Regions from separate parts of the Mus musculus genome. Here all the other regions are linked to region 1. A link is a loop called in an ENCODE intact Hi-C map of the cell type or tissue named here. Cell type or tissue: heart. All regions are shown on one strand.

Region 1 (4,000 bases):
CAGTTATTGTGAATTTGAGGTTAAACCTCAGGCCTAGTACATGTTAGGCAAGTGCTTTCCCAGTAACCTTCGGGCCTCCTTTTACATTTTATTCTGAAACAAGGTCTTAGTTGCCCAGGCTGGCCTTTAACTTTGGTTCCTCCTACTTCAATCATCCTCATTGCTGAAATGTCAGGCCTTGGCTACCACCACCCTCAGCTCATTCTGTGCCTATTGAACCCCCACGGGGTGACAGATGCCCTCAGGAAGCAAAGCCTAGAGCTTCTGTCTCTGGGAGAGTCTTAGCATCCTTAACATCATTATAATACTGCATTTAGACACACATCAGCTTGGTCCATAGAGTGTTTTATGTCATGTCTGGGTTAGAATTACATCTTCCTTCCTTCCTTCCTTCCTTCCTTCCTTCCTTCCTTCCTTCCTTCCTTCCTTCCTTCCTTCCTTCCTTCCTTCCTTCCTCTGGTCCAATATGCAGAGAGAAAGCACATATAATTAACTTACATCTCTCTCTATGTCACCTCTCCATCCCTCTGCCCAGACAGCAGCAGACAGCAAAGGAAAGACATCCTGTACTTAATGATTAGAGTGTACAGAGGGCTCTGAGACAATGGACTGAGTCAGAAGGCTGCTGCTGTGGTCCTTAATGCTCACCAAGGCCTTAGTGGCTAGACAGTTGCACCTCATTTTGATCTTTTTCTCTGCGTTGTTTCAGTACACACAGAATAGGAAGCAGAGCGCGAATGAGGTAAATTCAGAAGGCCAGTGTGTGTTTTCAGAGACTTAATGACTATTTTTCTTTCTCTTCTGTGGCTATGGAACAAAGTACAGGCAATTTTAGGATTTAAGGGCCCAGATTTCCCTGGGCTCGGGAGTAGAATACAAGGAGACTTTGGGATTAATGAGTCTTTTCTTTTCCTTGGGGGCAGACGTTTGCCTGGCACTCACCTGGAGAATGGGATTTTTCTTATTGGAAATAGCAGCAAGCATCTGTGGGGTTCCTTCTAGGAGAACTGCTTCCTGAGCCTGGGTTAAGTAGTGCTTAGCTCTTTGGAGAGGATAAGGACTGAAATATGATGCCCCTCTCCTGGAATACTTCAGGAACAATGAGGAGCAATTATGGAATCTTAGTCAGGGAGAGAATATTTCCAAATGACATGCGAACACTGATGTTGCCTTAGAAGCCTGGGTGTTCAACCCTCCAAAAACAGTCTACAAAAAGCAGGTGTCTCTTGTCCTTGTGTAGAACGGGCTCTGAGGCCAAATCCCAACTCTGTTATTCATGAGCTGATCTGACTGAATTGAGCAAGTCACTTAACTTGATTTGGACCTTAATTGCTTCTTCGGAAAAAATCGAGACTAGAATGCCATTGTATATTGTTCTTGGTGAGGTGAAGTGGGATACCACTCAGGGCTCGAGATGCAGCAAAGAGCCCATAGATACTGAAGATATGAAAAAAAGCAGATCCTAACTTAGCCGTTAAGAGATAGAGAATTGTTTTAAGGTAACAGAGGGCCGGCTCCTGGAAGCTTCCCACTTCTATTTGTATTTTCCTGAATGGGAATACCTATGTGTGTACCTATGGTCTGTTGAGGTTATAGGTACCAGCAGCAATCGAGGGCCACTCTGCGTCTCTCATCCATCCTGTCTGCTTAGTTCTCTGCTTTCCTTCCTCTTTCGGGTCTTTCCCTGGTGGTTGTGATATGGCTACATAGCTCAATTAATGCTCTCTGACGGGAAGAGGGAAAGTAAAAATCACCCGGCTCCTGTCAGCAGCAAAGTTATTTACTCTCAAAAGCTGACGGAATCACACTGCAGGAGCTTCGTTTATTTCTATTCAGAATGTCGTGGTGCCCCGTGCTGGAGACTCGGAACGTGCTGATGCGGATTCCAATAGGCTTCAAGGCAGTGAGTGGCTGCTCGAACGCGGACCATCAGGAGGAGCCCTGACAGGGATGGGTCCCTGGATCACTGACTTGGATACCAGAGTAAGCGCCCTAGCTAGGGAGAGCTAAAGGAGAGGAGTTCATTCCATTCTCGGTGCTTCGAGAAGCAGAAGAGCCCCTGCTGTCTGATTGTTTGTCCCTTTTATTCTGGGAACATAAGAGCAAGGTGTAAGGGACTCAATTTGGGTCACTCCTGGAGTTTCTGGAAACACAAAGGCATCTCCTACAATCAGCTCTGCGCTGGCTTCGCCATCCATCGCCTCTGCTTACATGGGCTGACAGGCTCACTCATCCAGATAACCTGCAGAAAGCTATGCATTTGTTTTTCCTTTTTCTCTTTCTTCTCTCTTTTTTTCCCCCAACTTCAACACTTTCCTCTCCAAGGAGTCAGAGGGGGAGCTGTTGAAGCAGGAAGAGAAAGGAGTCTTTGCCTGTTGGTGCAATTTCAGTTCTTTCCACTAGGGGTCTCTGTGTCAAACTCAGGATTCCCCCACACTTTGTTTTTATGATCCTTATAGCCTCCCCCGCCTCACTCCCCCAACCCCTTTTTTTCTCTTTTGGATCAGTTTTGGGAAAGGAAGCCCTTTCTGTAAACAGGAAGAGATACTGTGAGTCCACTGAGGGGACCAGACAATTTTGCCATCCTCAGCACCATGATGACAAGGGCATAATTAAAATAGTGACATAATCAATAACGTTTATGGAGTCCTGGGTGGCAAGCACATGACTCAGCATATTTACGTGGATTATCTCTTTTAATATTACACACAGGCCTCCAGGGAGTTGGTATATTTACTTCTTCTTCCTAGATTTGTTTATCATTTTCTTTGCCAGGCAGGGTCTTGCTTTGAAATACAGACTGGCATCCAACTCAACTATCCTCCTGCCTCAGCTTCTTTAGTGCTGGGATTATAGTTGCGTAGCAGCAAGTCCATTTTAGGCTTCACCTGCCTTTCTACCTTTCTTCCCTCCTTCTTTTCTTCTGCTCTTTGTTTCTTCCTTCCTGTCTGCCTGCCTTTTCTCCTCTCTTTCTTTCATTCTTTTGTTCTTTAACATTCAGAACAAAAAACTTCGGTGGTTGATGTTTCAAGTCACAAAGTGTTCTTCCTCCAGACCCCATGCCTAGACCTTACTCTGCAGTGAGCTGCCTGTCCTGCCTCATCCTGCCTTGGAAGCTTCTGGTGTAACTTGATGTAAGAGGCTTGTGCCAGGCTGTTTGTCTGGACAGCTCTACTGACCACGGTGCCCCTTGACTTTGCTTTAAAAGAAAAGACTTGTTAGAAATGAGGTTGTTCTGAGCATCCTTCCTCCCCGAAGCAGATTCTGGTTTCACATTAGTTAGCTATGTGAAGGTCTGCCTCCTTAGACCAGACTAGTATCAAGCTCACTATGTCACACAATCTGACCTTAAACGCATGGCAGTCCTCCTGCCTCAGCCTTGTGAGTGCTGGGATTATAGGCCTGAGCCATGTGATTTCATCTTAACTCCTTAGGTTTATTGGTTTGTATTTTAGGACACTTAGTAACCTTGGATTTACAGAGGTTTCAAAGAGAAAGTTCGAGGCTTCTAGGTCACACCCACAGACAGTGATAGAGTGTGTTTCTGCAAAGCCAATTCCAGCCCTCCAAACCTCTCTTTGAACCAAAGCTCTTCAGCTAGCAGGGAATACAGTTCCTGCCTGGCTCCATCTGTATTAATGATTTATAAGCCACACCGCTGCTTTTGTTCACGAGCAGGGCCTTGTCCTGTTCATAAAGGCATTTCAGGGAGTGGGGTCCTGGCTGGCCATGCTGTTAGCTTGCTGCTGTGAAGGCTGCTTCATAAATCAAAAGAGCCTGGTACTTTACTGCCTCAGAGCTCTGAGATGGTGTGTGGATGTGTGCGCAGTCTGAGTGCTTGTGTGCGTGCACAAGCCCGTGCGGATCAGATCCACTGAGGGACGGACAGCGTTGCCCTTCCATAAAGAATGAATGAAGGCGGAGATGCAACTGGTCATAGGTGCTTCAGGGTAAGGGCTTGGCTTCCTGGCAGCTCCCTGGCCCCATTTGCCTTTCACTG
Region 2 (4,000 bases), 51 kb after region 1:
GCTCTTGAGGAAGATTAAAACCATTTTGCCTCAAAGAAAGATGGTGGTGGCACTTTCCCAATGTATGAAGGAATGGTTTTTTGTGTTCCACAGAGACTCACCTGTCCTCTGTTTGACGGAGTCTCCATCCCTGGAATGGAGGCAATCCAGGTTAGCCCAGGTGAGTTGGAGGGAGGCAGGTGGCAGGGACGAGAATGTTTCCTTGGCAGGTGCTCTTGGCCCTGTTTCTGCTCAACAGGGTAAAGGCAGACACCAGAGCACATGGGATTCACCTTCACACAGCAGATGGCCATGGAACGTAGAAAAGAAGACTTCTGAAATTTGATCATGCTGCAGCCAGGCCTAACAAAGTCTAGGGGGTAAAATGCAGCCAAAGAAGGCCTTAAGAAAGTGGTAAGGAACAAAATCAGGCTCTCCAGGCATTCTTAGAGAGCAAATGAATGGCACGTGTATACACATATACCTAAACACAAACCCACATCAAAATTGTGGCCTAGCAGTACATGCCTGTAATCCCAGTACTGGGGAACCGGGGAGGTAGAGACTGGATTATAAGTGCTCCCCTGTCAATGTCTGAATCAGAGATCTATGAGTTCAGTAGAGATTCTCTCTCAAAAAACAAGATGGAGTTTGATAGAAAAAGACTCCTGATATGGATCTCTGGACTAGGCACATACATATACAGTGCTCCATAAACATGCATGCATACATATATAGATATATACATACACACATGCACACTCGTGTCCACATGTGCCCTGCACATAAATAAGGACACACACATAAGTGAACACAGATGAACACAAACACACAAAAATCTACAGACAAGTTCTCTAAGTCTTAATCGAGCCACTCCATAAGTCCCCCAGCCTGAGGCCTGTACACAGTACATTTGGTCAGTTGGACATCATGATACAGGCCGTCTTGCTAGGTGGTGCTGCCATTATCTTGTTTTTGCAAGACTTTCAGCAAAGGTAGACTCACAGCAGAATGTGCTCAGCCTTGATCTTGACTTTGAGTCTAGATTAGTAATCCAGGGGATACTAGAGAGAGAGTTGATACTAAATACTGCTCAGCCTTGAGAGATTCTGCCTCTCCTGTGATGTCCTGGATATGAGACTCTTTTAGTTCAAGAGGGTAAAAAGCAAACCTAGTTCATCGCATTATCACAAGTGGCCTTTGAAATGATAGGCTTAGAATTGTGTTTGGCCCAGAATGAATTCTTAATTACAAGTATCTTCTCCTCCCCGCCCCATAGCTAGTGGAAACAAAAAATAGAGACCCGATCTTTTAAAGGTTGTTTGGCTGGGCAAAACGCCTAGCACAAAATGGGTCACATGGCTTGTGAGGCAATATGTCCAGCAGGTGCTAAAGGTCACTCTGAGTTTGCAGATCCCCACACATCTGACACTGAGAGCCATCAAGTCTCTTGTGCTGGGCCCACTTACGTTGCTTTGTTGGATGATAAAACCTTCTTGCTCACATCCAAGTCCATGTCACGGAGTGCTCAGAGACTTCTTACAGAAGTCCGAGTGGATTTTGGTTTCAGTGTAAACTAAGTGTCCTAAACCCTATGTCCTTCTTGCTGCTGTTTATTATCTGTGTGAAGTGGGAGGGACAGGCGGGTTTAGCACATGTCAGCTTCTGGCTTTCATTACTGACACTCAGCAGTGAGGGCTGGGGAGGGAGAAGCATATGGCTTTCCTGATATCTCTCCATGAGGAAAAGAGGGCATTTGAGGGGAAATATTTCTGAACAGGAAGCTAGAGCAAGATGGTTCTTGTGGGTGTGATGGAGAAGCAGCAGAGCCAGTCAGCTGCGAGGCTCCTGGGTCCCGTGCCAGCCCACACCTTTGCAGAACATTTTCAAGATTAGGAATCTGTGTCTTGCCGCCTGGAAGCAGTTGAGGATTTCAGAATCTATACTGGCTTGCATCTCACTGACAGCTTTGTCTGTCACATGGGTGTCTAGGGGTGAACAGCACGGGCAGAACCAGCAGCTTCTCCTATCTTTAGGCACTTGGCTGCCAGGAGAGCATTTCCCTTTCTAAGGGTGAATTCTGTTTACCTTGCAGTTCATATGCAGGAAGGATCTTAATATTGGTTACTGAATTTGACCTTTCTAATAGAAAAACAAACAAACAAAAAACCAAAAAACCTATCCTGACACATCATGGTTTTAATCTATTGGTCATCATATGTCAGCAGTTTTAGTATTTACTTAATTTAGCATTTTTCCTTGGCCATTCTTGGTGGCATCAGGATGAGTTTCTGTGGTTCAATACTAGAAATCTACTGTGATTTTTTTTTGACACAAACATTCATTAGTAACATGTTCAACAACCTCTTCATAATTAGGAATGTTGAAGAATGGGCTTTGACTACTGGAAGATACCAGGGAGTGACTGTTAGACAACTAGGAATGGCACTCACTCTTCCAGCTAGACAGTTCTCTTGATGACTCTTCCAAGATATTGCAGATTCCTGGGGTTTGGTCATGAGCCTGCCCTAAGGGGGTCTATTGTAAGAATCCCCAAGACACCCTTGGATCGTGGTCCCTGTGTTACAAACTGTGAGGTGGCTGTTGAAAAATGACGTTCATAGGAAAATGTAAACTCTACCGAGTAAGACTTTTAGATGCCACATGAGGATTGTTCATGTATTAGTGCAATGAACATGACAGTTACTGTCAGAAAAATCTGTCTGTTTGCCTGCCCACTTGCCTGTCTGTCTATCTATCTATCTATCTATCTATCTATCTATCTATCTATCTATCTATCTATCTATCCATCAATAATATACCATATATCTATCCATCAACATATTATCTATCTGTCTGTCTGTCTGTCTGTCTGTCTGTCTGTCTGCCTGCCTATCTATCTATCTATCTATCTATCTATCTATCTATCTATCTATCTATCTACCCATCCATAATATACCATATATCTATCCATCAACATATTATCTATCTGTCTGTCTGTCTGTCTGTCTGTCTGCCTGCCTGCCTGCCTATCTATCTATCTATCTATCTATCTATCTATCTATCTATCTATCTATCTATCTATCTATCTACCCATCCATAATATACCATATATCTATCCATCAACATATTATCTATCTGTCTGTCTGTCTGTCTGCCTGCCTATCTATTTGCCTATCTATCTGCCTATCTGCCTATCTATCTATCTATCTATCTATCTATCTATCTATCTATCTATCTATCATCTAACTGAAGTGTCCATCCACCATTCCTTTCTCTTCCTTCCATCCAAATGCATATCTTATTTTATCAATGGTAGATAGTGTTCACAGCCAGTGTCATAAATATGCAGAGCCCTTTCTTCTCCTTGTCACCATAAACATTTTGAAAGATATAAATGCCATCAGAAACAAGATCTCTAGATGATACACTCCACAGGCTAATAAATACATGGAAGACCTTTCCAGATGTTATGTAGCAAGGGAGAATTTAAAGTTATTACAAAAACGAGAATCTAATATGAGATTCAACTTTTTAGAAGTCTCAGTCTACACTCCAAACTATAGGCACTGTGAAGTGGCACAAAGGAATCTCACTGCTTCTCAGTACTGGCTTGCTGCATTAACATTCTTTTGGTGCAGTGACAGTCAATCAGGAGTTAGTTTTCCCCCCACAAGGGGTGTTTGAATATAGAGACATTTTTGCTCCTCACAACTGAACGTGAGGTGCTTCTGTCCTCTGCTAGCGAGAGGAAGACCTGTTCTTTAACACCTTACACTGCACAGGACATCTCCTGCAATAGAGAATTAAAACACCAAAATTATGAGGCGTACAGAGACTGGGGATTTCTAGTTTAGTGTGGCAGATGCAATATCCTTGTGTGGTTGTACACAAAGTACTATTTTTTGTGGAATACAGGTTATAAATAGGGAAAATGTTAGGGCCATATCTTCTTTAATGCCAATTTCATATCTATAAGCTAGTTTCCTACCCTGCCAAGAACAGGGTTGCTGAGAGCTAC
Region 3 (4,000 bases), 210 kb before region 1:
TTCACCAAAAGCTATAACAAAGAGGATCTCCTTTATTCTTCACGTAAAGATTGTCTTATTACATTTGTGTGTGTGTGTGTGTGTGTGTGTGTGTGTGTCTTTCCATGTAGAGACCAGAAGACAACTTTTAGAAATCAGTTCTTTTCTCCCACCATGTGGGTCTCAGGGTCACATTGCTATCTTCAGGTTTGAGGCATATGTCTCTTTTTCCCTACTAAGCCCTCTTGGTAGTTCCTCATTACTCTTCATAATGATAAAGGCTAAAAGTGTTTTCAATATACCCACATATGACAACCAACCTAAGTTGGCTTGAAATGTTCTGGTTTTCACATTGGATGTCCTGTAACTCTGGAACCCTGGTCCAAACAGGACTTTTAGCCAATTTCCTTTCCATGCTATATACTATGTGTGAGGGGCCTGAATATTGCCCATGCATATTGGTTCAAGAATATGTGAAATTTGTGTCTGTGTATACATATTTGCATGTATGTGAGGGTGTGTCTCTGTGTGTGAAGACCTGAGTGTGTGTGCATACGTACTTTCATATATTTAGGGGTGTCTCTATATGTGAAGAACTGTGTGTGTACATGTATTTGCATGTGAGGTGGGTGTGTCTGTGTGTGTGAAGAGGAGGTTAACCTTTGGTGTCTTCTTTAGTTATTCTCCCTTTTGTTGAGACAGGGTCTCTCAGTTTGAACTGAATCATGCTGATATGATTGTGATCTTTGACTCATTAGCCCCGAGCATGCCCTGCCTAAAAATTACAAGAGTGCGCCTCCATACCCAGGAGTTTCTTTATGTGGGTTTTGTGGATCCAAGCAACATCCTCTGGTTTGCAAAGCCAGTTGTGGACTTCACTGACTGCTCCATCACACCAGCCCTATGATTTGCATATTTTCCAGCTGAGGACTTTGTGTCTAAGTGCCATTTCTTTGTGGTTTCCATTGCTGTGCTTCTGTTGGTCACTATTTTACAAAAAGACATGGTCATTGCTCCTCCCACCCCCTTGCCTATTATGCATCATGATGGTCCTGTCTATGGGATACGTTAACAGGTGCCTCACCACCTGCTCAGCTCTGTAGATGACTCCACAATTTAGCTAACGCACTTTAATTATTTAGGTGACATTTTGCTTTATGTAGTTTTAAGGAGAAATATAAATGAATGAGAGACTTAATTCCATGGTTTCCTCTGTATGATGTATAAAGATGAGACTAATGACCAAGACTCCACTCAGAGCACAAGTTCATCTTCTCCCTTTCCCTTAAAGGCTACCATGTGTTTTAATATTAATTTCTCCCTTATCCATATATCAATAATTGAGTTCTGCATCAATTAATATGCTGGGCAAATTGTATTCCCCGTCCTCTCCTTCACGATGCATTTCAGTAATGGAGATAATTTTCAAGATAAAGTATACAATTTAAAATGGATTAAAAAAGAACAACTAATAAAGGGGAATTGATTCATGGGCAAAATTTTTTGGATAATTTCAGGAAATCTTAGCTGTGCATCTAGCCTGTGCATTTTCTAAGGAGAGCTTGTCAACATGATCAAGTTTTATGCACCCTGCAAAATTTTCCAGGTCTGTAATTGCACAGGATGAGGGAAAAGAAGTAATAAACACACACACAGCGACACACACACAAACACACACACACGCTCGCTCTCGAGCATACACACACACACACACACACACAAGCATACCTACATGACATACATAGAAGAATGCACACTTACACATATGTACACACACTTAAACACATATACACATGCATGCTTGCATTCTCCACATGCAACAAAATCAGCCGTGCTGCTGGGAACATGTGCACAATTCCTTCCCTTGGTTTAAGAAGGCTAAACATTCATGCCAGCAAGTCTTCGGAGCTTTCCATTTGCTGACTGTTGCTGGTGGGGGTTGGCTTTTCTTTTGATTTGATAGACTGGCACACAGGCTTCCAAGGCTATCTGTTCCTTTCCCCCTCCCAGATTCCGATACAAACCCAAGCTGAGAGCCAAGCAAGGCAGACATGGACAGGCAGCAGCTGCTGCAGCAAGCAAGACCCACAGTCTCTAAGCCCGCAGTGACACGATGGAGCCGGTAGATGGCTGTAGACAAGTGTGCTGAGCATGTGGAGCGAAGAGGAATGAGTCTGGGGAGGCCTTGACCTAACTGGATGCTGCTTTTATCTGAAGTACATTTAAAGAGATAAAGGGGAAGCCGGGAGAGGCACATGTTCTTTTCTCTGCAGCTGGAGCTTCGACTTAAAAAAAAAATCTCCGAGTCGCCAGCTCTGTGCTGATATGCTTGCCTCTGAGGATCAACCCTCCAGTAAATTCCTCCAGTAGGGACTTTGGGAATCTCCTCCTCGCTGTCAGGATTTGCTATAGCACCTGCCTTTACTGATCATACCAGGCTATTATTGTTATTATTATTTTTTATTGTTACTGTTATCATTATCACCCTCACCACTAGCGGTCTCAACAGTGTCTGTGTTCCCACTATGCTTGCTGCCTGAAGTACTAGATTTGCTCATGAGACAGCCACCCCAAGAATTCTTACCTAAGCAGTCTTGACTAGAGCGAGAAGAAAAGGCAAGAGTTAGGAAGGGAAAGGAAAGAGGGGGAGGGAGGAGGAGAGGGGAGGGAGAGGAGGAGAGGAGAGAGAGAGAGGAGAGAGAGAGAGAGAGGGAGAGAGAGAGAGAGAGAAGCAAGCAGCCCGGAGCAAGTCACTCCACACACGTTGCCACTGAAGGAATGCTGTCCTGATAAACTCATAAACAATCATAGCAAACCTGGTGTAAGGAAATAAGAGGGACTCTGAGGACTTGGCAGGAAAAGGCAAGAATCTCTACCGAGTGGTTTTCAGTTTTTCTTCCAGATACTCTTGGTGAAGTGAGGAGACTTCTGTTTGCTGACAGAGCCTTTGATTTCTCTTGCAAGATGATGATGTATTTGTGGGTAGGTAGTCTCTCTCTCTCTTTCTCTCTCTCTCTCTCTCTCGCTCTCTCTCTCATTCTCTCTGTCTTTCTCTGATTAATAAATTGACTTCGGGTATAAAAATTGCAGCCTAGAGTAATCGTATTTCGTGTAAGGTGATTATGCCGATGCAGGATAATCTTGCATGGCTACGGTACATGTGCAGGCTTTTCCAGTGGGAGTTAGGCAAGACTTGCTTCATTAGTGCTGAGCTACAATTTTATTTTCACGTGCGAAGGGAAACAAAAAAAAATGTGTGTGTATGTGTGTCCGCACACGTACATGTGGGTACGTGTACAATGTGCATGTGTGGAGTAGGGGAATATGTTGCTTTCTCTCTCTTTTTTTTGAGACATTGGTGGTGAATTCAGAGTAAAGAGCAGATCTAGGAATGTCGTTTTAAGCATGGAGCAAATTCTCTCTCACTTGTAGCTGCGTAGAATTTCATTTAATTACAAAGCAGCGTGCTGAGAAGTGATGGCTGTGTATACATATACATATATGTCTCCTGTACAAATAACTCCTTATTTCTCATGTTGGGTTTGAACATTTTAGATGAAAGCTGAGTGTTTTATTTGCTTAAAACAGATGTGTGTGTGTGTGTGTGTGTGTGTGTGTGTGTGTGTGTGTAGATATACTGAGAATGCTGCTCTGGTCAAATGTAGATTTCGATGCACTTTTTCTGTCTTATTGATAAATGTATATAGTTATTTGTCTAAGTCGTGGTATTAAATAAACATACAAAAGTAGTGGTCTGTTATTATAGGTGACAATATTTAACTGGTGAAGTAATTGGGAAAAAATAGTATCCTAGTGAAAATGCCTTACAAAAGTCCCTTATCTTCTGCTGGGATAACAAATATATACATCGTAGCTTCATTTGATCAATAAAGGACATAAGTGAAATTCTGACATTTCAGGGACAGAGCTCTGTGGCTTCACATTAGAGACATAGACTCTTCACTTTGCAGAGGGAAGGCGGGGGCATGTGCAAGAGAAGTCTGCACCCTACGTCTGTACA
Region 4 (4,000 bases), 230 kb after region 1:
GGATGTTTTTCCTGAAGATTCCAAGAGATATGCTTTGAAAAAAAGCCCACTTAGGCCCCAGATGAAGTAGAAGTACTCTCTTCACTATATATGGTGGGAGCTCCTTGATCTGAAGTTAGGGCTGCTTGTACCTACCCCTATATTTTGGTCCTTGTCCTAAGCCTGTAGGGCATGGATCATTGTTGTCTTCTCACAGATGAGTGAACTGTAGGCACAGAGATATAAAGGGCCCAGATACAAATTAGCAGTTGGTGACAGTGGGATTGCATGCTGCAGGGTTGACTCTCTAGCCCTGGCTGTCACATGACTAGTTAGCTCAGACACGGACATGCTCAGCTTGAAATGGTCTCTTTTTCCTGTCCCTCTTACCCCATGAAGGTTGATATCCCTATCCCCGCCTTCTCACCAACCTATACAAATTTGGATTTCATTTCACATATTTTCAGTAAAAAATTATTTCTGTCAAAGGTATGCCTACATAACAATTTATGGGTATTTGTATAAATGTGTACACTACAAAATGATTAATCGAGCGTTGTATGTTTTTATCAAAGGGAACACCACCAAGATTTCTCCAAAGTCCTGTTTGACTAGAGATGATTAATTTTAATTTTTACATGAGCAGCATAATGCTATTAATCATTTAATATGTTTAATCATAATCTCTGTAATTCCTAATTAGGTTTATTAAACTGAGCCATTCAGCAATTGTGCACAAATCCAAGTCTGAGTTTCTTTCTTGGAAGGAAGAGAAGCTCATTTTAATTTTTTATTCACATGGCAATTTCCAGCAGGGTGGGGGGAAATGGACTTGAAACCTAGGATCTTAGTGATTGCTCGTGCCAACTTAGGGTGTTGTGGTAGGGCATTGAAACCTCCTACTCTTTGGCAAGGTAGCAATATCACGGTTTAAAGGTGACGTCTTTGTCTTTGATGTGGAACCCGATGTGCTGTTACTAGGAAAAACAAAAACAAAAGCTAAACACAGTGTGGGTCTCTGGGTTACAGGATGATAATGATGATGATGAGGAGTATGTGTGTGTGTGTGTATTTATGTAAGTATGATACCATGATGTGCCTGTGGAAATCAAAGGGCAGCTTCAAGTATCAGTTCATCTCTTATTTGAGAGAGTCTCTCTTTATTGCTGTATTTACAAGACCAATTGACTGTGCACTTTCAGGAACTGTCCTGTATCCACTGCCTATGTCACTGTAGGAATGCCGAGATTACAGGCATAAACCACTGTGCCCAGTTTTATGCAGGTTCTGGGGCCACAAAATCAAGCCCTCATGATTGCACAGCAAGCATGTCACAAGTGCACCTCCGCTAGCCGACAGAGCTATCGGTGAACTGGCACTCGAAACAGGCAACAGTGATTCTCAGGCATTTGTTTATTATGCATTTATTAGTGGTGCACCAATCTTTTCATGCTCTCAGTCTGTCACCACATCAGCCAATCACTTAGCAGGCCTTTGACATTCACGTAGCATGCTGGTCACAACTCAGTCCTCTGGTCATCTTTAAGTGGCTTATAACAGCCACTTACTTTTATGTACAAGGCTCCTTTGGGTCTACAACTTCTGACCTTCTCTCAAGTTGCGTCTCTTGCTCATCCTCTTTGCATTCTCTCTGGCTTTCCATGGACTCCCCAGTGAGGAGGACTTCTACGGACATCTTGCTATCTTCGCTCATGCTTTGCACTCTTTTGGCACAGACTCTGTCTCCTAACATACCTGTCTACCAAGCCAAAGGTTATGTGCTTTGGGACCCTCAGTGGCAAGTGGGACTTGAGCTTGCTCAGCCTGCACCCCCACAAAGACCTGTCTGCATTATAATTGTTTTTCTTTTCCCACCTCTTCCTACATCATCTTCCTTTTCACATTTCAGGCAAAATAACGTGGTTGTCGAGATCGCCTTGTACTTGAAAATAAACAAAGGCATCTGCTAGGGTTTCTGAGACCGAATCCGTTTAGGTGGGTGGTGCACAAGGCTCCAGGAGATCTCAACTTAAACAAGTATCCAGAGTGTATGAGGAAAGAGGATGCCAATAAAATATTCTAGTACCCAGAGAGATGCTGGGAAGATTGCTAATTATGCTCCTGTTATTTGGGTGTTTCTTTTACATTTCACTATGTAAGATTGTCTCCTCTAAGTCTCTATTATTTTACACCTGGCTGCCTACACTGATAGTTTTTGTCTTGGTTATATGTCTCTAAATTGCTTATAAATACATGAGGATGATTCTTTGCTCATGAATTTCAGCTTGGCAAAGACCCTACAACAGTAGTTCAAAGACATACTGAAGTGGACTGCGTCTACTGCCACCTACAGGCATAGTATGCTAATTGCAGAGAAAGTACAGAAAAACAAAGCTCCCTGACTATCCTTTCTGAAAGGGGGAGAATGGATGGAAATAATGAGCTATACTAGTAGCCTTATATTATCTGCATCAGCATAACCCAGCAGAGCTTTTGTACATATGGGAATAGTCTGTTTTTCCTATTTTCCCAACACAGGCACTACCTTTCAAATGATTGAGCCTTTCAAATGCAACAAATACAACCTTATTTAGACTTGATTTAGTGTTCATTTCTTGAGATTTATGATCTCATAGGTTTGCAGCAGTAGACATTATAGATTTATACAATGAACATCTTTTTTAAAAGTTGAGTCAATCATCTTATTCACTGGACGAATTACAAACCTCCAAAGGGCCTTTGCAAAATTTTGACATTTATTAATATTTTACCTGTTCAGCCTCAGTACTTACGTATGCATAGTGTAAGAATCTGGCCAGCACTGAGGGATACATGTTCTTATTTTTAATGATCTTTAATCCTTTTTGATGAGTTTTCCACTACCCACCCTGAGCCCCAACCCTTGATGTTTCCTTTCTTTTCTCACAATGTTTACCTTCTTCTCCCCAACTCTCTCTCTATTTAAGAACGGTCTTTAATGTGCCTTGTACCGTGAGAGTTACCCTGCATGAAGCCAGAGCTTCTGACGGTTTTGATTGATATAGAATCCAAGATTCATATGTGGGTCCTCAGTGGATGCTCAAAACAAACTTTTTTGCTGTTAATTTAAAAAAAAGGCCAAAAATATTTGTCGGATAGCATCCTGCCATGTGGAGGAAGGGAGCAGGCATTGGGACCAAGTCCTCATAGAACACACCCTGCCGTTTCTGGGAAGAGACGATATTGGGACCTAGTGCTTACTTTCCTTTTGTTTTGTTTCTTGTTCCTTTAGCAGACAGATGATGCAGCCCCGACCGACGGCCAGCCCCAGACACAACCTTCTGAAAACACAGAAAGCAAGTCCCAGCCCAAGCGGCTGCATGTGTCCAACATCCCTTTCCGGTTCCGGGATCCAGACCTCCGACAAATGTTTGGTGTAAGTACTGCCTTCATCCTCAGTTTGCTCCTTGTGGGAGTTCTGAGACTGTCTCACTCTAAGGTAGAATGTTGTTATAGAATGAAGGCATTTTAGCATCTAATACCTGGGTCTATGGGGGTAGGTCCCCTTAGGGGTGATAGGAGACATTGATTTGTTTTAGTTGTACTCATGGGATTGCTGCCTTCCCAGTTGATCAACTTCTAACACGTAACTTAAATGCCAAGCAGAAAATAGACTCCTGTGTTAACCACTGATGATAAAGCCCATTGATGATCCCAAGTTCAGCAGCCCAGGACCTCACTTTGTAACTAAAATAAATGTTGAATCCCTTGCCTGCTTACCTAGAAGCACTGCCCAGGCATGAGTCTCTCCCGGTTGTGCCCAGGCACTTTGTACTGCAGCTGCAGTGAATGGCTAGTTCAGCATAGTTTTCAAAATCAGCTACTGCTGCCACCACCAAAACTGCCAGTTTCTAAATCTGATTTGATTCTTGCAGGTTCCTAGATGAAGCTTCAAGGGTATTTAGTATGCAGCAAAGGGCAGTCTGCTCTAAGTATGATGGTGAAACAGAACTAGCCAGGAACCACCATTCACCCTGAGGAA
Region 5 (4,000 bases), 100 kb after region 1:
CGAGTCTGGGACTTAAAAAGACAAAGAGAAATCAAGTTGGTGTTAGCTTCAGCTGTGCCTCTGGACTAGACTGTGTTTTTGCATGTGTACATCTCTCTCTCTCTCTCTCTCTCTCTCTCTCTCTCTCTCTCTCTCTCTGTGTGTGTGTGTGTGTGGTGTATGTGCCCGCCTTTTGGATAAAAGGCCCCTCTCCTCCCTAGTGGGCTGCCAGGCTCAGCCTTCAGACACAGTCCTATTGTCTTAGATTTCTTTTCCTATCATGTAGGTGTCTATACCACGCCACCCACGCAGGAGAGTCAGTGAGCTGTGAAATATATTCATTGTTAGAGTACCCAGGAAATGGCGGCAGGCATTCGCAGGTAATAGCGTTGGACAGGCAGGGGAGACCGCCAACATTACCGGCATTATTTCGGTTGCCTTTTTCATTATAGGTTCGGGAAATAGGCAGCAATTCGATTATGGCATGATTTGGGGTGGAATTGCTTGCACCCCTGACCCCGTCACTGGGGGATCCAGGGAGAAGTCAGCTCAAATAAAGTTTATAGTGCATTAACTGGACCGAGCACAGCCTCACCCTGCAGAGAGTGATTTCTCATCTTCCAGTGGTTTGTAACTGCAGCGCAGATCTATCTGTACCTTAAGGCACAGGGAGGATTGGCTGAGATGTATAGGAGTGAGCAGAGGCAACCAATGGCATGCAAACCCCTCCCCTTCCATGTGCAGCTCTGGGCTCCTTGGCGGCTCTCTGTGGCAATGTGATTAATAACACAGAGACATCCTGCTTGTTGGATTATTAATTTCCCGTCTCTTTGCCTTATTTTTTTCTTGGTACATATTTCTGATGCTTTTCTTCTGCCTATTTGCTTTTTCTTTTTTCTTTTTTTTTTTTTCCCTTTGCAAAGCCTGGCCATTCCTCCTTTTCCCTCCTGTAGCCCACCCTCTTGCCCATGGAACTAATCTTTAGAACGTAACACTGACACCGGCCACTCAACACTGTGCCTGCTTGCTTCACACTTGGGGTGAGTGTATTGTTTCCCACTGGGGACTGTGATTCTAGGAGAGAGAGAGAGAGAGAGAGAGAGAGAGAGAGAGAGAGAGAGAGAGAGAGAGAGAGAGAGAGAGAGAGAGATTTGTACTCTTCTGTATTTGATTTTGGCCGTTTGTTAGGGGCGCTCAGCTTACAAAGCAAAGCTAGTTAGTGAATAACTGTCCATGACCCCGAACCAGGTGTCACACAGAGAAATCTGATCTCTCTTTCTTAAGTAGTCATAGCTCTTCTTGCCAGGTCTGCACACCACACCGAGAGTGCACCATGCAAAAGACAGAAAGAGGAAATAAGAAGGCATCTCGGTAGGTAATTGCATAGCTGTTGTTACTCAGCGATGAGTTCCAGCTGACGCTGGATTTGAGAAGTAGAGGAATGGGGATTGGAGGCTTCCACGGGGCCTTGAGAGATGTGGAGGACTTTGTACCAAAACTTCCACCAGCAGCTGTACCCTTGGGCTGCCTGTTTCACGTGCATTCATGCTTAGGAAGGAAAGGAGTGCTTGATGCTGACTTGGGACAGCTGGACAGACCATGTGCTTCAGCTTCTTGTTTTGATGTGGCGTCTGTTAAGGGGGGCCTGGGGAAGTTTCTGATTTGCTGACCTACTCATGTGGCAGGCCTGTAGAGCAGCAGCAGGAGAGCAGGCAGGGCTTCCACATTCCAACAGGGCCAGAAGTGGCTCTAGCTCTCTCTGTTTCCCCCAAGGCTTCCTTTCTGTCCTGTCATCTGGGTAATCAGGATAATTAGCAGAAGCCTGGGCTGGGTCCCATGCAGTTTGCACAAGCCGCTTTCACCAGCACAGGGCATGCTTCTTAAGGAAAACTTGGTTTTTTGCTGTTGTTTTTTTTTTTTGTTGTTGTTGTTGTTTTGTTTTGTTTTGAGTTTTTTTCCCCATAAGGAATCTCTCTTTTAAATAAAAATCCTTAAAATTGCAGAAACCTAGAAGATGAAACTGAAAGAATTTGACACAATTGTTCTTTCATTTATATAACCAGCTCAAGGCAGAAAAATCTGCTCCTAAGTTGATTATCTCTTTGACTTATTTTGAGGGTGTGTGTGTGTGTGTGTGTGTGTGTGTGTGTGTGTGCTTACCTATGTATGAAATGTTTGAAAATTCTTCAGTGGAGTCTCAGGAACAAGAATATTTCTATTTTTTTCCATTAAAAAGAAAAAAAAAAGGCTCAAAGAAACCAAGCATTTGTTTCCTGTTTGTAATGGAAGTTTAACTGTGTCTTGAGGAGCGTGGTAAGGGGTAAGGGTTTGTTTATGTAACAGCCACTCACAAGGTGTGCACTCCTTGTCTGTCTAGTGCTTATGTCTACATCACCCAGCAGAAGAAAGAAAGAAATGCTCGCATGAAGCAGGGCAACATTCTCCCTCTGTCGGTTCAGAGCTATGGTGTTGCTAACACAAGCATATTAGACACTTGGAGTTAGCAGAGTCTTTATGTGAGATCCCTGGCTAATTTTTTATTCAGATTCTAGCTCTTCCTTTTGGAAGATTTTTTTTTTAAACAGGCGTGATTTTTTTTTAAACAGTTGGCCCACTGAGAGGTAAAATTAAAGAGGGGAACATGAAAACTGACTGTCAAATATAGACAGATAGGATGCTTAGGAGTTTGGGCATAAACACAAATATCTTGGAAGTAGTAGTTAGTACAGTACAATACACTTCTCTGAAACTATTATATTGAAATAAAAATACTTTCAATATATCTGTAGTGAGAGCTGACTTTCTGTTAATGTTATTTTGAAGAAAGGCACGTATCTATATCTATCTATATCTATGCACACACACACACACACACACACACACACACACACACACATATATATATATATATATATATATATGCATATATGTATCCACACACATGTATACACACCCACACACATGTATACACACACACACACACACACACACACACACACACATACTGATGAGAAATAATCTTATTTGGGCAGTTAAAGTATGACATGTATGTTTTAAAGAATGTTTTAGTATTCATTTTTATTATACTTCTATTAATTTTGCTTTGTGTCTTCTTATATTGAGAGGAGGAGGATACAGTGCCTGCGAGGTAATAAGAGGACACCTTGTGGGAGTTTTCTTCTACTGTGTGGGTCCTAGGATTGACTCAAGTCCTTAAGGTGGCAGCAGGCATTGTTACCCACGGAGGCAGCTCAAATGATCATCTGTATTGTGTATATAACATGCTAAAATTCCTGTATTGCTTCCTGCCTTGTTTTTAAAATGTGGGTTAGTGACACAGGTTTGAAGAGAGAAGGGGGTCTGGGGTGGCTTGCACTGTGACAGTTTATAAACCGTCCAGGGAGAAATCACCACATGGGTGAGGGACTATCCTCAGTTTTCAGACCGAGAGAGTTCGGCTCCTCTTTTCTTTCTTTCTCTCTCTCCTTGTCTTTCTCCCCCCTGATTCAAGTAAAGTAAACCAGCTCAAAGCCTATTTTGTACTTGAAAAAGATCAAGGCAGTGGGGCCGTCTCTCAAGGACCTAAAATTACATTGGTTACAGAGTGAATCACATCTGGGCTTTAAATACCATCTCAACCCTGCACTCTTCCTTTGTTTTAAAGTTGCCTAATGCTTCTTCCTGGAAACCTGGGCTCCCCTTCATTCTCTTACCAAAATCCTTCACATAAGAGTTGGGAAAGGGAAGCTGGTAGAGGCCTGGTCATGGCCTTCAGAAGACAACTTGTATCAGCGGCCTGGGCAGGTGCTCTATGTGTTAGGAAAAGGTCCTTGCCCATCTAAAGAAACCTCTCTTGAGTTGGGACACGGTGCATCTACTACCCCAGACACTACTGTGTAATTCTTGAAATATACCCTTGTTTTATTTCTTTTTTACATGCATCTTATACAGACACAGAAGACATGTACGCCTTCCTCTGACACACCATACATCTCCTTTTTAGGTCCTGCTGTGTTTATAG
Region 6 (4,000 bases), 78 kb after region 1:
ATTTTTAGCTTGTACCATCATTTCAACTCTACACCCTTTGATGTTCATTTTATGATCATGCTTTCTGCAGAGGAAGGCTATTTGTCTTCCCTAGACCAGTCCCTTCCCAGGACCTACTTGACTTGTACACAGTAAGCTTTTGACAATGACTAAAGGGATAAATGAATACATGAATGAGTGACTGATGAAAGAAGAGGCAGAAAGGGAGGGAGGGGAGAAACAAGGAAGGAGGGTTAAATGACCATCATGTCAGGATATCTGTTCTTTAAGATAGACTGAAATTTCTGATAAAAAGGACAAGGATATGAACTTGAACTAGCCTACCCCTTGAACTATCCCTCCCTCTTGTCCTCCATTAACACCGAAGCTCCCTTCTTGCTGCTTCAATGTCCTTGGGATAGCAGCACTCTGAGGCCTTCCATTCCTCCAGTCCTTGTTCATTTTCTACTGTAATCCCCGGGTTAAACTGAAATTATGTTCAGGATTTAAATCTTGCTTTGTTTCTGCCTTGCCTTGTGGGAGTCACATGGCCTTTTTCCATCATCAGGAATATGTTTTCATGCTTTCACACAAAGTTCTTGCAAGACCATGCTTACAACTCTACCTGCACAAACTGTCTGTGGATACCTTTCCTGATGCCTGAAGGCCAGGCTCCTTCCTCTTCTAGCTTTCCTGCTTTGCCCCTTTTATTCACCAGTAGTTAAAGCATTTTGCAGAACTATAATGAAATGCATATTTTTATTTGAACAATGCCTGCTAGGTTTCAGAGTACCAGCTATTTGAGGAACACATTGCATCTGTCTTGGTCATCAGGAAGTTCTCAGATCACAGTAAGCACTAGACAAATGGTGAATAAAGGTAAACACACCCTTTAGGAACCAGTGCCAAACTGTGATTTGGGGAAGTATGGAGCGTCGAAAGCAGAGGTGACCCCAATGTGTTCTTAGTGATTTGCTCCCTTTCTGAGGATATTTGAAGACATCTGCCTCACACTGGAAGGAAGCCTACAGTAGCCACTTTCTATTGATGCTCCACAGCTCACTCTAAGTAGTACTTGGGTGGTACACAAGTAACAGCATAATTCCAAAGATCCCTGTTGATGTGAAGTTAGTTAAACACCAGAGGTTCGCTTTTATGGCTTGGTCTTGACTGGTCACGAGGGTATGAATGCTCTCCTTTTCGTTGCGTAGCTGTATCTCTTTGTTGTCATTTTCTGGGACATGCCTTCTCACAAATATTCATGGTCATGTGGTTAAAAAGAGAATGTGAGAGTAGATTAAAGTTGAAAAAATCTGGGGATCTAAATCCATTCTTGACATTTAATTTCTGTATAGAGAACCAGGAAGGTAGAGTCTTTGGTTTGATAGTGATGTGGTACTTTTTATTCATCCCTGGATGCCTGCTAGTCAGTTTTCCAGGAAAATTCATTACAACCTAACCTTAATTATACTGAAGCACATATTCATTTGGGTGTCCTCTTCATACAGGATTATATATAGTTTTTCTTTTAGGTCATGTTTCTAAACCCGAGAAAGGAATCCATTTTTATGTACTTGGCTCCTTGGAAGGATGTGTGAGATTATAGACAATGCATTGGGAAAGAGCAGGGAAATAAGGAAAGGTCAATACATGGAAACAAGGCTTTGAGATGGTCCTCTGGGAAACAGTGTGTTCAAAATTGCTTCATCCAGAGTCACAGGCCAGCTCCTTCTCTCACCTTGTGCACTGGGGCAGATGTAGTAACCACGCAGTCTTCAACCCAATTCTCACGCCAAGTGACTCTAGCTGAGGCCATCTGTCAAATTCAGCCCCTCAGAGAATTCAGGTTGTAAAAGGTTAGTGGCCAGCACTTGCCCCAGCTAGTAGCCGAAGCTCCAGTTGAGCTTCCAACTTTAAGAAGCTCTAAGCTAATTAATATCTGCACATAAATGCTTTCTGCACAGTGCTCTCTATCTGCATTTCCCACTGACATTTTATCGCATACAATCTCTCCCATCTCCTTGGTCCTCTTAGGTCTTAGAATAGCTCTTGAGCACCAGAAGGATGTCAAGATCTGTTTAGACCTCAGCACCTAGGGAAGATTGCCTGCTAAGTAGTGCTATGGGGGGAAATAAGCATGCTTACGAGTCACCCAATTGTTTCTAGGCCTTTGCAATTACATTTATCCATCTTTTAAATGACACACCTTACGGCCTATCCATCTCCCTCAAATGTGGATCACCCCAGTGCTTAGGCCCTTGAATACACCCCTATTATCAGTTTACATATTACATTTTTTGGGTGGCCACCATCAGGCTTTCATGTGAAGGGTGTGATGGGGACTGTAGGAAACTGAATTTCCCCTTGTAGTCTCAGGAGTGCTAGTCACAGGATGCTCCTTCCTCTGTAAATAAGCCACAGCCTCATCTTGTTTCTCTGCTTCCCCGTCTTTCAATAGCCATCTCCTCCCACCCTTCCTCTTCATCTCCTGTAGCCTTCATATCCATGCACACATAAATAAGGCTGCATGCACGCATGTGAGAATATATAGCCATCATAGTAGAGTGTGGGTGTGTGTACGTGCTGAGGAAGTATAATAGACTATGGTTGTGTGTTTTTAGGTATATAATAAGTTTTCTGCAGATGTGTGTGTGTGTGTCGGGGGGGGGGTGAGGCATTTGTTGATTCAAACCAATTTTTTCCCCTGAGTTAGTACCCAATCTGTAGCTAAGAACCGCTGACTACAGCATATTTCTGAATGTAGATTTTTCCCCCCTGACAGCCAAGACCTAACTCTCGCCTGATCTATGTAGCTGCATTGTTCAAATCACAAAGTCTTTGTGACAGAGCTGCTCTTTTCTGAGAGCCCCCAACACACCTGTCAGTAGATGGACGCAAGTCTCCTGGAGTCACCACCTTACCTAGAAACTCAGCAGATGATGGGAATTATTTCTTTCTACTAATTCCCCTTTTAGTGGAGATAAGCCGCTTTGTTCAGCTGTAAATGAAACATTAGGGTATTAACTGTGAAGCCAGAAGTATTGGGGAAGCTGCGATTTTATCTTCGGTAGGAACATTTTGGGCAATAAATTGTTTTGTTGGATAGAATACTAAATCTCTTGAGTTACAAAGAAGCAGAGCTCATTAAGGGGAATGCTTAAAGCAGGGGGAAAAGAGTAGAGACAAAAGCTTATTGCCTTGCTGTGGAATCGTAAGGTATACAGGCTCTTCTGTATACGTAGCATGGAAGAATTATATGGTAGAGTGATTAAATAGATGTGTCTATAGACCTGCAAATACTCTGTGAATATGTCCAAGGGATGAATACATTCCTGAAATATCAATAGTAGTCTATAATAAGTTATGAATTTTGGAGAACATATTTATCCTCAAAGACTAGGTTTTTGTTTCCTGCGGGTGAAATTTTCCCATCTTTTTTCCACATCCTTCAGAATAATCAGCTGGCATGGTTACATAAATGTTTGCAATAGAGGAAATTAGGTGCTGAATTTATACAAAATATTGTCACAGAATACACACCTAAATTAAGATAATTATGTGCTGAAGCATCTGTCAACGGGGCTTGGCATGGAGGGAGGGACTTCCCATGATTAAGAGAAGGCTTCTATTAGGAATTGTAGGTTTTTATCTCATGAGTGTTCCCCTCCAGAGGGGAAGGGAACAGAGTGATTGTTCATTGAGCAATGATGGGGGCAGAAGCAGCAGTAGAGGAGTGCTGTTTTATCTGGGAAGATCGCTTTGTACTTGGGGTTGGCTTCTCTGTGTGCCTTCAAACCTGAGACTGCATCTCTGTGCCTCTCCATGTCTTGTTTCTGCTGCTTCTGGCGCTGGGGAGGAGCACGGCCCCAAAACCATCGTACGGAGAAACAGAGAACACTGCAAACAGACACACCTATGAGGCTGCAAGAGCTATGTCAGAATGATATGTTTTCTTCTTTATTTTTCTCCTTGAGTTGTTCAGAGCCTCCTTGCACAGTATCCCACCTGGAAGCCCTTCATC
Region 7 (4,000 bases), 88 kb after region 1:
TCCTTCAAAGCTTTTGAACATGGATTGCTGAAAGACAATCCTTGGCTTCAAAAGCTGTCTATATTGTTGAATATGAGTGCTTGAGATTCCACTCTGCTGGCTGCAGCATTCGGGATGAGCCTAATTGTACAGCCACTGACACACAGAGTGGTAAATAAGTTGTGGCCCGTGATTCTGGCAGGCTTTGACTATTAGCATTAACCATAGGAATAGCTCCTCTACAGGAAAAGTGTTTGCTTTGACAACAGAGAAGCAGGGAGATCTGGGGCAGTTTAAGAAACCCTGTAGAACATTTGCAAAAGTGATTTTGAAGACAACCCTGAGCCTGGAAACATTCATGATGAAATGCATTCATGATAAAATTCTATCTTGAATTGCACTGGATTTCCCCTTAATTAGCTGACTATCTTCCCCCTGGCCTCCTTGTGGAATAATTGAGAAGCAGGAATTACATGTGTTTAAGACATACAACTTACTTTAGGTGTTGGTATTCATAGTGAAACAATTCACATTGCTTTATATACTTACTATCTTAGTTTGAGTATACTAACTCCTCTATTTCTGTGTATGTGACATGCACACAAATGCATGTGTGTGCATGCATGTACAGGTAGAGGCCAATGAACAGCCTCATGTATCAATCCTTAAGTACAGTACCATTAACAAAACAAGCTCTTCCTCCTCCTCCTCCTCCTCCTTCTCCTTCCCTCCTCCTCCTCCTTCTTCATCTTCTCCTTTTGAGACAGGACCTCTCAATGCCTGGAACTTGCCAAAGAGACCTGGTTGGCTGGCTGGGTGGAGCTCCAGGATTCTGCCTATATCCATCTCCCTAGTGCTGGGATTCTATCTAACGCAGCCTCTCTGGAAAATATGTGTCAAGCATGTGGTTTTTAAGGGAACATTTTATAAAAATCAAAGTATAGTTATTAGAATATCTAATTGTTTCCTGCCATGTCATGATTGGGTAAAAGATTAGATGGGCGAGCATTTCTTTCTTACCCATCCCCAAATGGGCGTCATCTCCCCAAGAGGATGATAGATTATGTGAAAGCTTAGAGCCAGGATGGGCTTTTTAAGGCATTTTATTTCCTGGGAATAGACATTTGAGTTTTGATTCTCCCTTCCATCTACTCCCCTGAGTAGAGAGATGATCCTATCTGCAGCTGTAAGGATGTCTGCCTAGCCAAGCCACAAAGGATATTATTTTGCATATAGTAATAGCTTCAAGGTGTGTTTTTAAAGCTGGAGTAGGCATGCTAAGTTTCGGTCTAACTCTTGAGAGCTTTCTGGGCACAGCCTAGAGGAAGATCTTCAGCAAGCCTGCAGAAAGAATACCATTCCTCATGCGAAGAAAACTCCTGACAACACAGGAGCTTTGCCTTTCTGTTTGGTAAAGTATAATTGGAAAACGGTGGAAATTAGTTCAGCACAGCTTTGATGCCAGCCCACAGGCAAGGTCTCTAATGCCCAACTCCCCTGCTGCAAACCTTTGAGGCTGGAAAGGCTCAGCTGAGCAGAGACTAGCAGATGCAGATGCTTAAGCCAAGGCTCCATGCAGTTTTTTCTCAGTTCCACCAGGTGCTGCCAGAGAACATTGAGCAGGGCCAGGCTCCAGGCAAAGCATGTTTGCAGCTGCTCTGGAACTCAGGGGTTGCTTGGAAGGCAACAATTAAATGAGTTGTGCTGAGGAGAACAGCTCTCACTCACACACAGTTAAAATGCTTCCAAGAGCTTCCCCACTGCCTACCATCTCAGATCAACATTTGGATGTGCACTTGGGTCTTCCCATATGTTTCCATATCTTGTGTGCATCTAGATCTCCAGTCCAAATCTTAGCTGCACCCAGGGTCAGGCTTTGACTTTTCAGCCTGGAAGAAAGCAACACTGTGGTTGGACATTTCCCTCTTTTGTAAAGGCTGCCTATTTTGTTCTGTCCTTTTCCAGATTCTGTATCTGGAGCAATGAGGTGACAGCCCAGATCTGTGGCCTCCAGAAGGTGCATGTCCAAGACTTATTGACATATCTCCAGAAATATAATGGGTGGTAACTCCTGTGGGGTTGAGAGGGATGGTCATTACAGTTCCCACACAGAACCATGCATGCAGCCCAAACACCACATAGTGTTGAGGGTCAAATCCCCACAGGCAAGAATGATTTAGTCCACGGTGTTAATAGTGTTGAAAGATGAGAAACCTCATTCTAGGGACAGAAGGTTTGTGGAGAAGGGGTTGCATTCTTCCAAATAAATCTTGTACATTGTGATCACTTTAGAAAGCTCCTGTAGGTTACAACTCAGAGCCAGTACCTTCCTAAGATGCACAAAAATGTGAGGGACACTACACCACAGCCCCAGAGACGACAAACACTTTGCTAACATGGCTTTTACTCCCTACTGGAATAACATCAAGGATGGAATTACTGTACCATATGATAGATTAGGAAAACAAGGTCTAGGAAACTGGCTTTTCATTCCTGGTTGCTAGGTGGGGAACCCAGTTTTGTGACCAGATCCAATCCTTTATGGGCTAGTGTTGCTTTCCCTGTTTCAAATTGTGTACCAGAGGATGACATGCTATTCTAAATGGAAGAAACAGAGCCCAGTGCAAAGGCTCAGTCAGTTATGTGTCTGCCATGCAAAACCTTGAGTTCCATTCCCTGAACCCACCAAAAATGAATCAAGCATGGTGACACATACTTTTACTCCCAGAACTAGGGACATGGAGATAATGAGATCAGTGGGGCTCGGTGGCCAGTCAGCCTAGCCTACTTAGCAAGCTTTAGCCCAGTGATCAGACAACAAAAGGTAGGGGCTGGTAATAGGGCTTGTCTAGACGAGGTGTTTGCCACCAAGCCTGAGCACTTGAGTTCTGTCCCTGGAACCCACATAATAGAAAGAGAGAAGTGACACCCACATGTTGGCTTCTAACCTCAGTGTATGTGCTGTGGCATGTGTACCCCCTGACATAGAAAATCAATCAGAAATAGAAAACAATATCTAAAATGGATGACATCCTGAAGAATGACAATCAAAGCTGTTCTTTGGCTTATACACACACACACACACACACATGCACACGCGCGCGCACACACACACACACAACCAGGACAAATAATTCACTTTATATTATCATATCTAAAGGAGTCAGAAGAAATAAAATGAAGAGGAAAATAACATTTCCCAGAATTCATAGTTTCACCGTCTCTCATAGCAAGTTTGAAAATGGCACTCAGCCATGTCACATGTTGTTTAGCAGCACCTACATGATCCTATTGCAAAGTGCTATCAATATCCTGGCTTAAAACATCTATTTCACTCTTTCAAAATAATGAAATGAGTATCACTGGGGTAAAATCAAATCATCCATAAAGTTGGATGCTTCTGCATGCTTGAAGAGTCTCTGTCTTGCCTTCTCCTGCTCCAGAAGTCGATGGTCTAGTGGATCCTCCTCCATTATCAAAGCCACTATTGTCCTATTTTCAATTGTCTCTCTGACTCTGTCTTGACAACCTCTTAAGGTCCCTTATGTTTCTATTGTCTGCCAGCCCACCCTGATAGTTCACAGTGCCCCTCCTTCTCTTGAACTGAGCAAAGTCTAAAACCTCACATTCTCACCAAGCCATTTTCTTACAAAAGGTGTTATTATTCAGGCCATACCTACTTTAGGAAGACCACTAATAGATTTACTGGCGAGGAAAGGATAGGTTTCATTGTCACTGGGCTTGGGTGAGGTGTGTGTGTGTGTGTGTGTGTGTGTGTGTGTATGCATGCATGCGTGTATGTATGTGTATATATGCTTATGCACAGAATACCACAGAATAGCAAATCACAATGACAGGCTTGTATGGTCATTGTGAATCATATCCCTTCACTCTAATACCTCGAAATGTTTGGAGAAAGGACTCATACTGTGTCGCATGCATTTACTTTTTTATGTAATGCAATTGCAGAGTCCAACCAAAACCAGAGGAAAGTGTGTGGATGTGAGCAGGCAGAACATGA

Evidence for each region. Peaks named below come from ENCODE experiments on the same cell type or tissue, not always from the same donor. Only the 100,000 strongest peaks of a DNase experiment are listed, where the experiment ranks them.
Region 2: a loop joins it to region 1, with 2.0 times the contacts of the local background. A loop is called at or near these places in 6 of 42 quality-filtered maps.
Region 3: a loop joins it to region 1, with 2.1 times the contacts of the local background. A loop is called at or near these places in 6 of 42 quality-filtered maps.
Region 4: a loop joins it to region 1, with 5 times the contacts of the local background. A loop is called at or near these places in 14 of 42 quality-filtered maps.
Region 5: it touches region 1 in a loop (2.4-fold over the local background); 2 of 42 quality-filtered maps call a loop at or near these places.
Region 6: it touches region 1 in a loop (2.2-fold over the local background); 2 of 42 quality-filtered maps call a loop at or near these places.
Region 7: it touches region 1 in a loop (2.3-fold over the local background); 3 of 42 quality-filtered maps call a loop at or near these places.

Annotation. Positions count from the first base shown.
Region 1 is chr16:7,047,424-7,051,423 of GRCm38, forward strand. It overlaps a transcript of Rbfox1 not described here. Among named protein-coding and RNA genes, the nearest start is that of Rbfox1, 20 kb to the right of the region's middle. In heart, a CTCF peak has its summit at 2,382 (motif pointing right); no DNase peak of the experiment used is centred here; H3K4me3 peaks cover 719 bases; H3K27ac peaks cover 501 bases.
Region 2 is chr16:7,098,307-7,102,306 of GRCm38, forward strand. The region is part of intron 1 of Rbfox1 (RNA binding protein, fox-1 homolog (C. elegans) 1); the gene reads left to right. Among named protein-coding and RNA genes, the nearest start is that of Rbfox1, 30 kb to the left of the region's middle. In heart, no CTCF peak of the experiment used is centred here; DNase peaks (open chromatin) are centred at 1,435 and 1,795; H3K27ac peaks cover 1,044 bases.
Region 3 is chr16:6,837,700-6,841,699 of GRCm38, forward strand. It overlaps a transcript of Rbfox1 not described here. Among named protein-coding and RNA genes, the nearest start is that of Rbfox1, 230 kb to the right of the region's middle. In heart, a CTCF peak has its summit at 2,108; a DNase peak (open chromatin) is centred at 2,122.
Region 4 is chr16:7,273,775-7,277,774 of GRCm38, forward strand. It overlaps Rbfox1 (RNA binding protein, fox-1 homolog (C. elegans) 1), which reads left to right. Exons shown (of 13, transcript NM_183188.2): 3 at 3,251-3,394. Among named protein-coding and RNA genes, the nearest start is that of Rbfox1, 210 kb to the left of the region's middle. In heart, a CTCF peak has its summit at 2,329 (motif pointing left); no DNase peak of the experiment used is centred here.
Region 5 is chr16:7,149,024-7,153,023 of GRCm38, forward strand. All of the region lies in intron 1 of Rbfox1 (RNA binding protein, fox-1 homolog (C. elegans) 1), which reads left to right. Among named protein-coding and RNA genes, the nearest start is that of Rbfox1, 81 kb to the left of the region's middle. In heart, no CTCF peak of the experiment used is centred here; a DNase peak (open chromatin) is centred at 1,608; H3K27ac peaks cover 724 bases.
Region 6 is chr16:7,125,546-7,129,545 of GRCm38, forward strand. All of the region lies in intron 1 of Rbfox1 (RNA binding protein, fox-1 homolog (C. elegans) 1), which reads left to right. Among named protein-coding and RNA genes, the nearest start is that of Rbfox1, 58 kb to the left of the region's middle. In heart, no CTCF peak of the experiment used is centred here; no DNase peak of the experiment used is centred here.
Region 7 is chr16:7,135,589-7,139,588 of GRCm38, forward strand. All of the region lies in intron 1 of Rbfox1 (RNA binding protein, fox-1 homolog (C. elegans) 1), which reads left to right. Among named protein-coding and RNA genes, the nearest start is that of Rbfox1, 68 kb to the left of the region's middle. In heart, a CTCF peak has its summit at 1,579; a DNase peak (open chromatin) is centred at 1,603; H3K27me3 peaks cover 990 bases.